Regions from separate parts of the Homo sapiens genome. Here all the other regions are linked to region 2. Evidence: chromatin contacts called from ENCODE Hi-C or POLR2A ChIA-PET data. All regions are on one chromosome and are shown on one strand. Each heading gives the region's core, a stretch centred on a gene start or an enhancer-like site at or near the end of the contact. The rest is flanking DNA. Distances are from core to core; before and after follow the strand shown. Region 1 holds the start of TNFRSF14 (TNF receptor superfamily member 14). Region 2 holds the start of PRKCZ (protein kinase C zeta). Region 3 holds the start of CDK11A (cyclin dependent kinase 11A). Region 4 holds the start of PEX10 (peroxisomal biogenesis factor 10).

Evidence for each region. A loop is a pair of places that touch in the nucleus more often than their neighbours do. ChIA-PET counts read pairs that join two places held with the same protein, here RNA polymerase II (POLR2A). Pooled maps may share reads with other maps.
Region 1: a map of CD8-positive, alpha-beta T cell shows a loop between it and region 2 (3-fold over the local background). The contact joins the promoter of TNFRSF14 here to the promoter of PRKCZ in region 2. A Hi-C loop is called at or near these places in 1 of 168 maps with a recorded cell type or tissue (CD8-positive, alpha-beta T cell) and 8 of 50 pooled maps. POLR2A ChIA-PET finds 5 or more read pairs at or near these places in 1 of 52 experiments (activated CD4-positive, alpha-beta T cell).
Region 3: a loop to region 2 is called in a pooled map, with 12 times the contacts of the local background. The contact joins the promoter of CDK11A here to the promoter of PRKCZ in region 2. A Hi-C loop is called at or near these places in 1 of 168 maps with a recorded cell type or tissue (Ramos) and 5 of 50 pooled maps. POLR2A ChIA-PET finds 5 or more read pairs at or near these places in 1 of 52 experiments (HEK293).
Region 4: a pooled map shows a loop between it and region 2 (15-fold over the local background). The contact joins the promoter of PEX10 here to the promoter of PRKCZ in region 2. A Hi-C loop is called at or near these places in 7 of 50 pooled maps.

The regions. Positions count from the first base shown.
Region 1 is chr1:2,555,021-2,558,051 of GRCh38, reverse strand. TNFRSF14 (TNF receptor superfamily member 14) reads right to left here and starts at 1,681. Exons shown (of 8, transcript NM_003820.4): 1 at 1,319-1,681; 2 at 218-326. The coding sequence starts at 1,387. TNFRSF14-AS1 (TNFRSF14 antisense RNA 1) reads left to right here and starts at 1,041. Exons shown (of 7, transcript NR_037844.2): 1 at 1,041-1,075; 2 at 1,356-3,031.
Region 2 is chr1:2,048,987-2,051,947 of GRCh38, reverse strand. PRKCZ (protein kinase C zeta) reads right to left here and starts at 1,537. Exons shown (of 18, transcript NM_002744.6): 1 at 1,247-1,537. The coding sequence starts at 1,317. PRKCZ-DT (PRKCZ divergent transcript) reads left to right here and starts at 1,878. Exons shown (of 3, transcript NR_135509.1): 1 at 1,878-2,080; 2 at 2,282-2,350; 3 at 2,480-2,747. RefSeq lists a silencer at 1,350-1,959.
Region 3 is chr1:1,722,848-1,725,880 of GRCh38, reverse strand. CDK11A (cyclin dependent kinase 11A) reads left to right here and starts at 1,524. Exons shown (of 20, transcript NM_024011.4): 1 at 1,524-1,623. RefSeq lists enhancers at 592-1,431, 1,412-1,641.
Region 4 is chr1:2,411,272-2,414,099 of GRCh38, reverse strand. PEX10 (peroxisomal biogenesis factor 10) reads left to right here and starts at 1,536. Exons shown (of 6, transcript NM_002617.4): 1 at 1,536-1,709. The coding sequence starts at 1,598. RefSeq lists enhancers at 567-1,146, 1,147-1,727, 1,728-2,308, 2,309-2,828 and silencers at 811-1,410, 1,571-1,950.

The DNA.
Region 1 (3,031 bases), core at 432-2,931, 510 kb before region 2:
CCCACCCCCTGTGCAGTGTGACTGTGAGGGTCCCCCAGGGTGAAGAGTCCAAGCTGCTGGCCTGGGGGTTCTGCCCTCACTGTCTGCACACCTAGCCCCAGGGCTTCATCACACCCATGGCTGTGGGGGCAGAGAACACAGGGGTGTCTGGGGCAGAAGGGGGCAAGAGTGTCTGCCCTCGGCCCACAGAGCTGGCCCGCCAAAGGGCTGCACCTACCTGGACTGCACTTGGGGCAGCACTCGGAGCCCACTGGGTACTCGTCCTCCTTGCAGGACGGCAGAGCTGGGGCGTAGCAGGGGGCTCCCAGGAAGGTGAGATACAGCACCTAAGGGGGTCAGGACAGGCATTGGGAGATGCCCTGGCTGCCCTGTGGGCTCTGCCAGGCTTGGCCCCACAGCCTGAATCTCCCTCTGTGCAATGGGGAGGAGCGGCAGTGCCTGGTAGAGAGGACAGAAGCGGGCCCCAGGCCAGGCTCATGGAACAACCTTGCCGACCGCTGGAGCCCGGGATAGGGTGGGGACCGCCCCTCCTCCAGCCCTGATGACGCTGCCTGGCAGCGCGGAGCCCTGGGAACTGGAACTCTGCCCTCGCCAGGGACCCCACACCCCACACCTGGGAGCATTGAGCCCACTGGGCAGACAACCTGCCGGCCCCCCTGCTGGCCTAGGTTGGACCTGCTGACCCCTGAAGAGCCAGCAGGGGCAGCCAGGGATGGGCCCCAGAGGCTCACAAGCCAGACAGTGGGTGACAGGCTGATCAGGGCCACATCGGGGAGGGTGGCTCTGCCGTGGCCTCGTTCCTGGGCTGGCTGATGGGCAGTCGGGGGCCCCTGATGGGGATAGTGGCTGGACAGGCAGGAGTGCCACATGAGCATGGAGAGTATCCCCACCCCACCCACCTGGGTCCAGCCCCCTGCTGCACACTGATCTTATCACCTGTCACCAAGGTCAGGGCTGCCGGGGAGTTGGGTCACCTGCTCGAGGGCCCCGCCCAGAGACGCCCAGAGACACCCAGCCCCCAGAAGTGCCCACATCCGGCCAAATGGGGGCTCACCAGCTGCCCGTGGACGGAGTGGTGAGTGGGGGACACACGCAGGAGGAGGTCTGCTGGGTAGGGCTGTGGCTCTGCTGCTCACCCCACTGTGGTGAGCCCAGTGCTGGGGGTCTGGGTTGACCCGAGAGCCCCAGGCAGCAGGGGACGGGCTGGACGCCGGAGCCAGCAACGGCCAGGACAGGGGCATGGGGAAGAGATCTGTGGGAGGCCCTGGGGTCAGAACTGGGATCTGCGAGCAGACGGAGAGGAGGCTCGGGGGCTCACCAGCCTCAAGACGTCGGTTTTGGGGGTGGATCTCCAGGGAGGAGGCCCCCAGTCTCCAGGAGGCTCCATGCCTCAGGCTCAGACCGGCAGCTCGGGAACCCAGCTAGCAGGATGAACTCCAGCAGAGGAACTCAGCGCCATTGCTGCGGCTGTGGGCCAGAAGAGAAAGAGAAAGAGAAAGAGAATCCGCCTCGGTGTGACAAGCTGTGCCTCAGAACCCGAGCAGCAGGAGAGTGGGCAGCAGGGGGTGTCTGGCAGCAGAGAGGGGCTCAGGCCTGCTGGGTGGAGCGGCGCTGGGGGACACAGGTGGGCCCTGCGGGAGGCAGGAGCTGTCCAGGCAAAGCCGAGGGGAAGGGCCGGTATGAAGGAGGCGCCCGATGGGAGGGGCGAGTTCTCCCCCTGCACCATTCCAGTCCACTCCGGGTTTCCTGTAGAAGGGGGAGCCCCCCAAAGTCCATCTGTGTTTCCCCACCTCACTCACACACTCAGGGACCCTCGGCTGCTCCCCGGGGCGCTGACTGACATTTTTGCCGAATAAAGGGGCCCTGTGGGTTTCCTGTTCCCATCTCAGCTTCTGCTGAACAGGGTAAACTTCCCTTCCGAATAAAACCACCAGAATGCGGTCTGGCCAATTTCAGTCATAGACCCACCAGGCCTGTGTCCCTGCGTGAGGGGGTGGGAAAAGCCCAGAGTGCCCCTACCCGTCCCCTGGGAGGGGTGGAAGGGCAGCTCTTGCTCCCCCTGCAGAGACGCTGCGCGGACTGGGAAGGCTGCCAGCCTCGCCCGGTCTCCCTGTGGACCCTGCCCTGACCCCACCCCAGCTTCCTGGCTCCCTGCACCCCACTGGGCTTCCCTGCCCCACAGAGCCTGGTGGTAGGGAGACCTCCGGATGGAGACAGCCCACAGTCCCGGAGCCCCAAGGCAGGCACCAGTGAGTCCCTCGTGACGGCCTCGCTCCCTGCATCACATGGAACCTCGTGACCCACGTGACGACGCCAGTGCCCCCGTGGCCCCTTCCTGCTGCTGGACGTGATGCAGTCAATGGAAGCCCAGGTCTGTCACGCACCGCCTGTGCTTGCCCAGAGCAGGTCCCAGTCACCCCCTCTGGCACCGCCTGCTGCACACCAGGAACCCCCACCTCCAGCAAGCCCATCTGCCAGACGCCTGGCCCAGGACCGCCCCCTGCCCCTCGACTGCCCCCTGCCCCTCCTGGTCCTGACTTCAGCCAGGTGACCCCCTCCAGGGTCCAGCCCTGGCCCCTGGGGGACTCAGTGGCATCTGGTGGAAAGGACCTTGGGGATTGCGCCCACCCTCACCTGCAGGAGAGTTGGCAGGGTGGCCAGCCACAGGAATCTGTGGCAGGAGCCCGGGGACCTGCACCCCAACTAGAAAGTGTGCAGCCCTGCAGGCCGGCCCTGGAGAGGGAGCAGGCAGGGGTGAAGTTAGGCCGGCTGTGGTGTGCGACACCGTCCTGTGGGGCCAAGCGTCCCGAGCTCCAGAGGCAGGTGCACTCCTGGCCAGCATCCAGGGTGGACGAGCCCAGACCCCAATACTCTGAGGCAGGGTGGGGGACCAGGTGGCACCCAGTGGAGGAAAAGCCCCCAAGAGACACGCAGGAGCATGGACTCCCACCCCACAGCTGGAGCCTGGGAGAGGAGCCCCATCTGCTGTTTCCCTGGTGCACTCACATCCTGGCCCTCAGCGCCCCCTGCC
Region 2 (2,961 bases), core at 288-2,787:
TTTCTTCTGGTTCTGGCACCAAACCCGGGCCACTGCACCCCGAAGGTTCCAGGTGCTTGCCACAGGGGAGCTGCAGAGGCCCCAACCTTCCCAAAGAAGAGACAATTGAGCCTCCTCAACAAACCCGGGGCCAAGCAGCCCCAGATGGCTGACCCGAGACCCCAAGACAAGGTTCGCAGGAAGCTGAACCCGCTCAGACTCGCAGGGCACCATAGAGACCCCCGGGGCACTGTCCTGAGAGGACGTGGCCCGGGGAAGTTGTCACCCGCCTAACCCTGCCGGCCGTCCCTGCCTCTGGGGCTCAGGTTGCCCACGCTGTAGCTGAGGACGCACCGGGGCAGGAGCAGCTTTTCGAGATCCCAAGGACCAGCCAGTGCAAGTCCGGAGCCCGCATTCTGCTCCCCTCCCTCTCTGCAGCAGCAGCCACCCTCGCGGGAGCGGAGGTCCCAGTTCGGGGCTCCTGGAGACGCGCACAGGTGGAAGAACAAACCCACGGGTCCTCCCCTCCCCACCGCCCACACTTCGGGGGGCAGCGACCCCTCCGCTGTGCCTGTGAGCCCGGCCACCTGGTGCAGCCCCCGCCACCCCCAGCAGCGCTGCCCCGAGGCGGCGGCCAAGAGTCCAGGACCCCTCCGCTCCAGCACCTGACCGCGCCCCCTCCCACAGCCAGGCAAGGGCCTCCGGGGGGCGGGTGCGACGCAAACCCCAGGGTCAGTCTCGGCCCCACCGTCTCCTCCAGAAACCCCTGTCCCCGCCCGACCGCCCCGAGCCCTGCCGGGGGCTGCATTGGAGCCACAGCGCCCGCGCCCCGGGTCTCCGGATTTTGGCTAAAGCGAGACCCCCGACCGGGTAAACGTGGAGAACGTTTAGGAAACGCTGATTTTAAGAAACCCGCCAGGAGTTTTCACAACTTGATGAAAACTTTCAGTCCTTACAGGTTTGCGGCCGGAACGTCCCCGCCCAACTTTCCAGCGAAAACGTCTACCACAATGACCGGGCCGAGGAGCTCGCGGCGCGGGGCCGACCCCAGGGAAACCCGGTCCCGGGGAAGGAGCCCGCGCTGTCCACGACGTGTCCGCGGGTGACGCTCACGGGCGGGGACCGAGGACCTCCCGCGACAGCCCCGGGCCCGCAGCGACCTCGCCGCCCCTTCCCTCTCTCCCTCTCGCGCAGGAGCCCCGACGGCTGAGCCCTCCCCGCCCTCCCTGCCTCACCCGCGCCGCTCCCCGCCCTCTCCGCCGCTCACCCCCCGTAATGCGCCTTGAGGCGGACGCGGCCGCCGCTCCCTTCCATCTTGGGGCCGGTCCTGCTGGGCATGGCGCGCTCCCCCCGCCGCCGTCAGCGCTGCGCCCCGGGAGCTCCGGCCATGGCGCGGGGCGGGGGCTCCAGGTGGGGCCGCGGCGGAACGCGGAAGGCAGCGCTCAGGACCGACGGCGCCGACCCGGTCAACTCCGCGGAACTCCGGCGGCGCGCGGGGCGGGAGCGGGGGGCGCGCGGGGCGGGACCGTCCGGCGGGGGCGGGGGGCGGTGTCCGAACATGGCGGACCGAGGTGGAGCCAGCGGCCAATCCGCGGGGCGGGCGGTCCCGGGGCGGGCGGTGGCACCTGCGGCCAATGAGGGCGAGGCGGGGCCGCCACCTGGGCCAATCCTCGGGGGACACCCGGCCGCGGCCCAATGGCGAGGCGCGGGCGGGGCTACCTGTCGGGCGGGGCTACCTGTTGGGCGGGGCGCGGCGCACCTGCGCCAATGGGACCGCGCGCGGCGCGGCTCTGCCCGGCAACCGGAGGGGCCCCGGCCTCTGGGACGGAGCGGCGCCCCCGGGAACTCGCTGGAAACGCGAGTTCTCGGCCTTCGCCCAGACCCTCCGAATCGAAACTCCTGCGGCGCGCGCTGCCAGCCCGAGGGCCCCGCCGTCCAGGGGTCCCCTGACATCTCACACTTGCGGACTGAAGCTGCGAGGAGCGGAGAACCCGGCCAGGGTCACGGACGGGAGCGTCCGGACTCGGGTTCTCTGGGCCCCAGCCCCCACTCCGCCCCCAGCGAATCCAAGGTCCCCTGTAGGGAAGGGCCGTCCACACTCGTGAGTGCAACCGCTCACTTCGCCCAGGTCAAGGACGCGGCATTGGCCCGAGTCGCCCATGACCTTCATTTCTGAAGCCACAGCCTCTCGGGCCTTACTCGAGGGGCTTGATCTGGACAATCGCCCTCCAGGCCCCTCCACCGCCGCCCAGCTCCCTGCCTCCTGGGCTCCTCCCCTGAAAATACGGTTTTCCCTGATCAGCCCATCCCTTACTGGCTGCATCCACTGAAGCCCAGACCTGCTGCCTGCAGGACCTCACCCAGGCACCAGGTGGACACCCAGACCCAGTTCCTGGCCTCGGCCCCTCTCCCCTGAGAGTGGACCTGCTCAGGCCACGCCCTCACACCCCTCACCCAGACACAGCCACCAGGACTTCAGCCACGTGCTTTCATCCCGCAGGTCGTGCCTGGCGCCTCCTTGATGCCAGGCCCTGGGGAGACCTGTGGCCACAGAACCCATGTTCTCCCTGGAGATGGACAGGAGGCCCCTCTCCTACGCAGAAGCTGTCGTTTTTTCTTCTTAAACACCGTTTGCCCCTCCCTCCACCCACCGAGCCATCTCTGCCCCTCTCTACAGCAAAGCTTCCGCCAAGCCGGCCCTGCTCCCTGTCTACCTCTCCTGCCACCACCCACTCACACGTTTTAAATACAAGCCGTCGGTTCTCAGACGTTTTCTCTTTTTTTCTTTCTTTTTCTTTTTTTTGAGATGGAGTTTCGCTCTTGCTGCCCAGGCTGAGTGCAATGGCATGATGTCGGCTCACTGCAACTTCTGCCTCCTGGGTTCAAACCATTCTCCTGCCTCAGTCTCCCAAGTAGCTGGGATTACAGGTGTCCACCACCATGCCCAGCTGATTTTTGTATTTTTAGTAGAGACGGGGTTTT
Region 3 (3,033 bases), core at 275-2,774, 330 kb after region 2:
ATTAAGAGCTTGGGGGAGGCCAGGCGCGGTGGCTCACGCCTGTAATCCCAGCACTTTGGGAGGCAGAGGCAGGCTGATCACGAGGTCAGGAGATTGAGACCATCCTGGCTAACACGGTAAAACCCCGTCTCTACCGAAAATAAAAAAAAAATTAGCCGGGCATGGTGGCAGGCGCCTGTAGTCACAGGTACTCAGGAGCCTAATGCGGGCGAATGGAGTGGAGGCGGGAGAATGGCGTGAATCCGGGTGGCGGAGCTTCCAGTGACCCGAGATCGCGCCACTGCACTCCAGCCTGGGCAACAGAGCGAGACTCCGTCTCAAAAAAATAAAAATAAAAAAAGAGCTTGGGTACACAAAGCAAGCAGCATTTCATTCCGGGATGAAAAGAATTCCGATACCCATCGCCCTTCTTGGGCCCTTGTCAGTTTCTTGCCACATCTTTCATTTTCCCATTTCAGGCCCAGTAAATGCGGATGTTTATCTTCCATTGTTTGTTTCCTGAGATTCAGATGTCTAAAGCATTTTTCTGTGACTTTTCAAGGCAAGAGGAAAACCTGACATATGGAAAGGGAATTAATTGCTCGTTTTATCCTCTTCTCCTGCAATGCTCTGAATCCATGGGTTTGGAGTGGGGCCCTGGGAGTTGGGGGAAGCACCATACCCAGTGAGTCTGCACTTTGAGGACCCACTGCCAGTGTCAGCTTCAAAATCACATTGTAAAAGGCCCGGCGCGGTGGCTCACGCCTGTAATCCCAGCACTTTAGGAGGACGAAGCAGGCGGATCACTTGAGGTCAGGAGTTCGAGACCAGCCTGGCCAATATGGCGAAACCTCGTCTCTACCAAAAATATAAAAATTAGCCGGGCGTGGTGGCGCGGGCCTGTGGTTCCAGCTACTCGGGAGGCTGAGGCAGGAAAATTCCTTGAACCCGGGAGGAGGCTGCAGTGAGCCAAGACCACGCCACTGCACTCCAACCTGGGCGGCAGAGCAAGGCTCCGACTCAAAAGTAAATACATGAATAAATAAAATAAAATCACATCGTAAGAGCTCTCCCTGCTTTGTTTCTGAGTAAGGTTCAGAGTTAAATTCCGAGATCGGCCTTTACAAGACACACAGACCTGAGGCGCCTCACGAGGTAACCAGCAGGTAAATGGAGCGCGCTCCACCCACCCGCCACTAGGGGTCCCAGCGGTCAAGGGGGTGGAATGCGGGCGTCCATCGCGAAGGCATTCTGCTCGCAAGCCTTGGCACAGGCGCGGGCTTCGCTACCGGAAAAGTCCCGGTAGGATTCCGGAAGCCGGCCACGCGTTCCGCGCAGGCGCAAACTGCTCCAAAAGTCGGCGTCGCTCTGCTCGGCGCCCCGGCCCGCGCCGAAGTCGGAAGTGCAGCTCACGGCGCAGTTTCTTTTGGAGTCCTGGACCTGAGCAAGCGCTGTTTTATGCGTCATCATCCCGCGCAGACACAGGAAGTGCCGCACAGAGCGAGCCCCTGTCGTCTTGAGTTCTGGGCCAGAGGTCGGCTATTATATCATCATTAGGCGTCAACACAGGAAGTGAGGATACTTCTGGCGAGCGCCGGTTGCTGTTTCTTCTCAGGCTCAGGGACCGGCCGCGGCCCCGTAGGGGTGAGTTCCGACTGGGCGGACCAGGTGTGGGAGCGCGACGAGAACTGCGCACCGAGGTCTTTCTTCCGAGCAGGCCTCGGAGCGGGGCGGACCCGGGCCCGGGGGCGAGCGACACCCTCGCTTCCGCGGACAGTCTCATCCCGCACGGAACTTTGGGTGGTGGAGGCGGCGGGTCCAAACGCTGTCTGGAGCCAACGTCTGCCAGGCTGAACCTCAAGTGTGCGGGACTGAACCCGAGGAAATAGCCCAGTGCCCGGGTCAGGTGGCCTTGTTCGCGAGCACATCTCGGAGCATCTCCCCGGTCTCAAGGTGCAGCTGTCCAGTGTGCTAGTGGCTTCACGTAGTCCAAGCGGTCTTTCTAGCAGATTCTGACAGTAAAAGCAGTGTTTGATGAGTGGCAGGTCCTGAGTTAAGAGCCTTTAAACGGATGATCTTTAATCCGCGATCGATACTATCACGTAGGTGTTGTTATTCTGGTTGTACGGAAGACTGAACTGAGGTGAATTACGTTACCCAAGACCATACAAGAATGACAGAAACGAGACTTGATTTCAAGCGGTCATTTTTCAGAACCCATCACTCTTTTTTGTCGCCCATGCTGCAGCGCAGTGGCTGTTCACAAGCGCACTTCAGCCTGGAACTCCTGGGCTCAATCGGTCTCCCATCTCAGCTTGCAGAGTATATGGGACTACAGGCGCTCGCCACCTTGCCTGGCTTACAACTTATCATTCTTGTTTTTTTTTTTTTTTTTTTTTTTTTTTTTTTTTTTGAGACGGGGTCTTGCTGGAGTGCAGTGACGCGACCTCGGCTCACCGGAACCTCCGCCTTTCGGATTCAAGCGATTCTGCTGCCTCGGCCTCCCGAGTAGCTGGGATTACAGGCACCCGCCACCACGCCCAGCTAAGTTTTGTATTTTTAGTGGAGACAGGGTTTTCGCCGTGTTGGCCAGGCTGGTCTTGACCTCCCGACCTTGTGATCCACCCGCCTCAGCCTAGAGCTTACCTTTTTTTTTTTTTTTTTTTAACCAAGTCTTACTTTGTTATCTAGGCTGGAGTGCAGTGGCGCAGTCTTGGCTCATTGCAGCCTTGACCTCTCTGATTCAAGTGATCCTCCTGCCTCTAGCAGCCTCCTTCCTGTAGCTAGGAATACAGGCACGCGCCACCACACTGGGCTAACTTTTGTATTTTTTGTAGAGACGAGGTTTTGCCATGTTGCCCGGGCTGGTGTTGAACTCCGGAACTCCAGCGATCTGCTCGCCTCGGCCTCCCAAAGTGCTAGGGTTACCGTCTTGAGCCACTGCGCCGGGCACAACTTCTTATTCTTAATGAGGATTTATTCTGAATCCCTCAAAAGTGACTAGGTTCAAGTGTTCAGCACCATAGCTTGCTGTGTCCTGATGTAGGCTGAATT
Region 4 (2,828 bases), core at 287-2,786, 360 kb before region 2:
TTGACCAGAACACATGATCACCTCAGCGGCTCCACGTGGGCGATGCCGGGTTGCCTGGTCCACGGATGAGGGGTTCAGCCCAAGGTGCTCAACCCAATCAGAGGGCAGCCTCTGTGTCCAGGAGACACGGGTGCACCCGCGGGGTCAGAACTCCAAAGGGGCGCGGGGGCGCTGGGAGGTTTGGTAGCCAGAGGGCCTGCGGGGCGGGGCCACCCAGGCCATGCCCCTTCCCTGTAAGAGGGGCCATTCCTGCAGTGTGGGGCTCTGGCTTTGTGACTGGGCTGTGCCAGTCTGGGGATGATCCCACAGCTGAGCTCCTGTAGATGGAACCAGAGGTGAGGCAAGGAACTGGAGGCCCTCCCCACTGAGGTCAGCGGGGCGCAGACGCCCCCTTGTCGTGCCCTGCCTTCCTCCTGCAATCCTGCAGGACTCTCCAGGGCCAAGTGCTGCCCTTGGGGCCAAAAAACAGGGCCTTCTCCTTCACCTGCCCTGCAGCCATTCAGGTATGTACCAGGCATCTCCTGCCCTCCCTGGCCAGGCGGCCCCAGAGGCACAGGCCGCAGACACCGCAGGCGACCTGCGTGGGCCTCCAGTTCCCGCCCCAGCCCTTCCCACCCCCAGCTCAGGGCAGGTCCAGCTGTGGCCAGCGGCTGGGGAAGGTTCTGTCCCCTCCAGGTGTGCGGCCTTGGCAAGTGCTTCAGGCCTCCCTCCGCTCGTCCCCTGGGAGCAGAGGGATCGGAGCGCCTGCGATGTGGTTCCCCAGAGCACCTGCGGGGCTCAGGCCAGGCAGGGTGGAGGGTGGAGGGTGGAAGGCCACCTTCCGCCCGTCCTGGAACCACGCGGCGGCTTCCCGGCTGCCCCCCACCCGCCAGGCCCTGCCTCCCGTGGGCACCAGGGGGGCGTCCACACCAAGCCGGCCGTGTGCTTTTCGCGCAGGATTACTGGGGAAGGCGGCTGCTCGGGGCCTGGAAGGTCCCGGGTCTCGCCTCGTGCCCCTCTGGCCCCCAAACCGACCGGCTCCCCGGAACTGGCCAACCCGCGCTGAGAGCCCGCGCAGCTCAAAGGGCGCGAGGGCGGGACCGCCGCGGCCGGCGCTGGGAGCTCGGCTTCCCGAAGACCCAAGCGAAAGCCTCCGTCTCCCCAGCCGTAAATGGGCCTGCAGCGTCTCCACTCCGCAGCGCTGTCCCCAGTGGGAGGGCGGCCCGTGGACGTGCAGGGAGCAGAGCAGGGGCCCCTGGCAGCGTAGGACCCCGAGGTCGCAGCAACCACGCGGCCGCGAGCCCATCCCGCTGCCTCGCCAGCGCCCCTCGCGCGTGCCCCGCCCCCACCTCGGCTCGCGGGCCCCGCCCCGCTCCGCTCCGCCCTGCGCCTCCGACTACCTTCCCGCTGCCCCGCCCCGCGCTGCGCTGGTTCGGACTCCAGCCCCGCTTCCGCCCGGGCCCTGGCCCCGCCTCCAGCCCCAGTCCGGCCCCGCCCCAGCACCTTGACGCAGAGGTCTGCGCCGCACGCAGAGCCACGTCGTGCCGTCATCAGTTCTCGCCCGTCTGGGCGTGGGCGTGGCCGGCGTGGCTGCTCGGGACCACCCGAACCCGCGGCCATGGCCCCGGCCGCCGCCAGCCCCCCGGAGGTGATCCGCGCGGCGCAGAAGGACGAGTACTACCGCGGTGGGCTGCGGAGCGCGGCGGGCGGCGCCCTGCACAGCCTGGCGGGTGAGGGCCGGGCGCGGCCGGACGTCCTCGCGAGCGGCCCAGGGGGTGTTGCCCCTCATGGAGGCGGGGTGTCTGCCGTGTGTGGTCACGGTCGCCTGGGCCCGTCCCACAACCTGGGACCCGGCAGTCTCCTTCGCCTGCCCTGCGGCCATTCAGGGATGTGCGGGGCACCTCCTGCCCTCCCTGGCCAGGTGGCCCCAGAGGCACAGGCCGCAGACACCGCGGGGGACCTGCGTGGGCCTCCAGTTCCCGCCCAAGCCCTTCCCGTCCCCAGCTCAGGGCAGGTCCAGCTGACGCCAGCGGCTGGGGAAGACTCTGTCCCCTCCAGGTGTGAGGCCTTGGCAAGTGCTTCAAGCCTCCCTCCGATCCTCCCCTGTGAGCAGAGGGGTCAGAGCGCCCGCGGCGCGAACGCCTCATACCTCGGTCCGGTTCACACTGACCCCGGCCTTTCCTAGGCCTGAGCAGCAGCCCAGGCCCCTCGCCCTGCTGACCCCAGTGTAGGCTCAGCCAGGCCCTGCCTGCCTCACCAGGCCGGGAGCTGAGTACAGAAGCCAGTGTACTCAATGAAGCAGCACCTGTCATCCCAGCAGTTTGGGAGGCAGAGGCGGGAGGATCGCTTGAGCCCAGGAGTTTGAAACCAGCCTGGGCAACATGGCAAGACCCCGTCTCTACAAAAAATCTGAAAATTAGCCGGACGTGGTGGCGGCGTCTGTAATCCCAGCTCTTCAGGAGGCTGAGGCAAGAGAATCGCCTGAGCCCGAGGGATGAGGCTGCAGTGAGCCATGATTGTGCCGCTGCACTCCAGCCTGGGCGACGGGGCCAGACCCCATCACCGATTAAAAAACGAAAAAAAAAAGATGCCGGGTGTGGTGGCTCACGCCTGTAATCCCAGCACTTTGGGAGGCCGAGGCGGGTGGATCACTTGAGGTCAGGAGTTCGAGACCAGTCTACACAACATGGTGAAACCCCGTCTCTACTAAAAATACAAAAATCAGCAGGGCGTGGTGGCGCGTGCGTGTAATCCCAGCTACTTGGGAGGCTGAGACAGAATCACTTGAACCCGGGAGGCGGAGGTTGCAGTAAGCCAAGATCGTGCCACTGCACTCCAGTCTGGGCAAC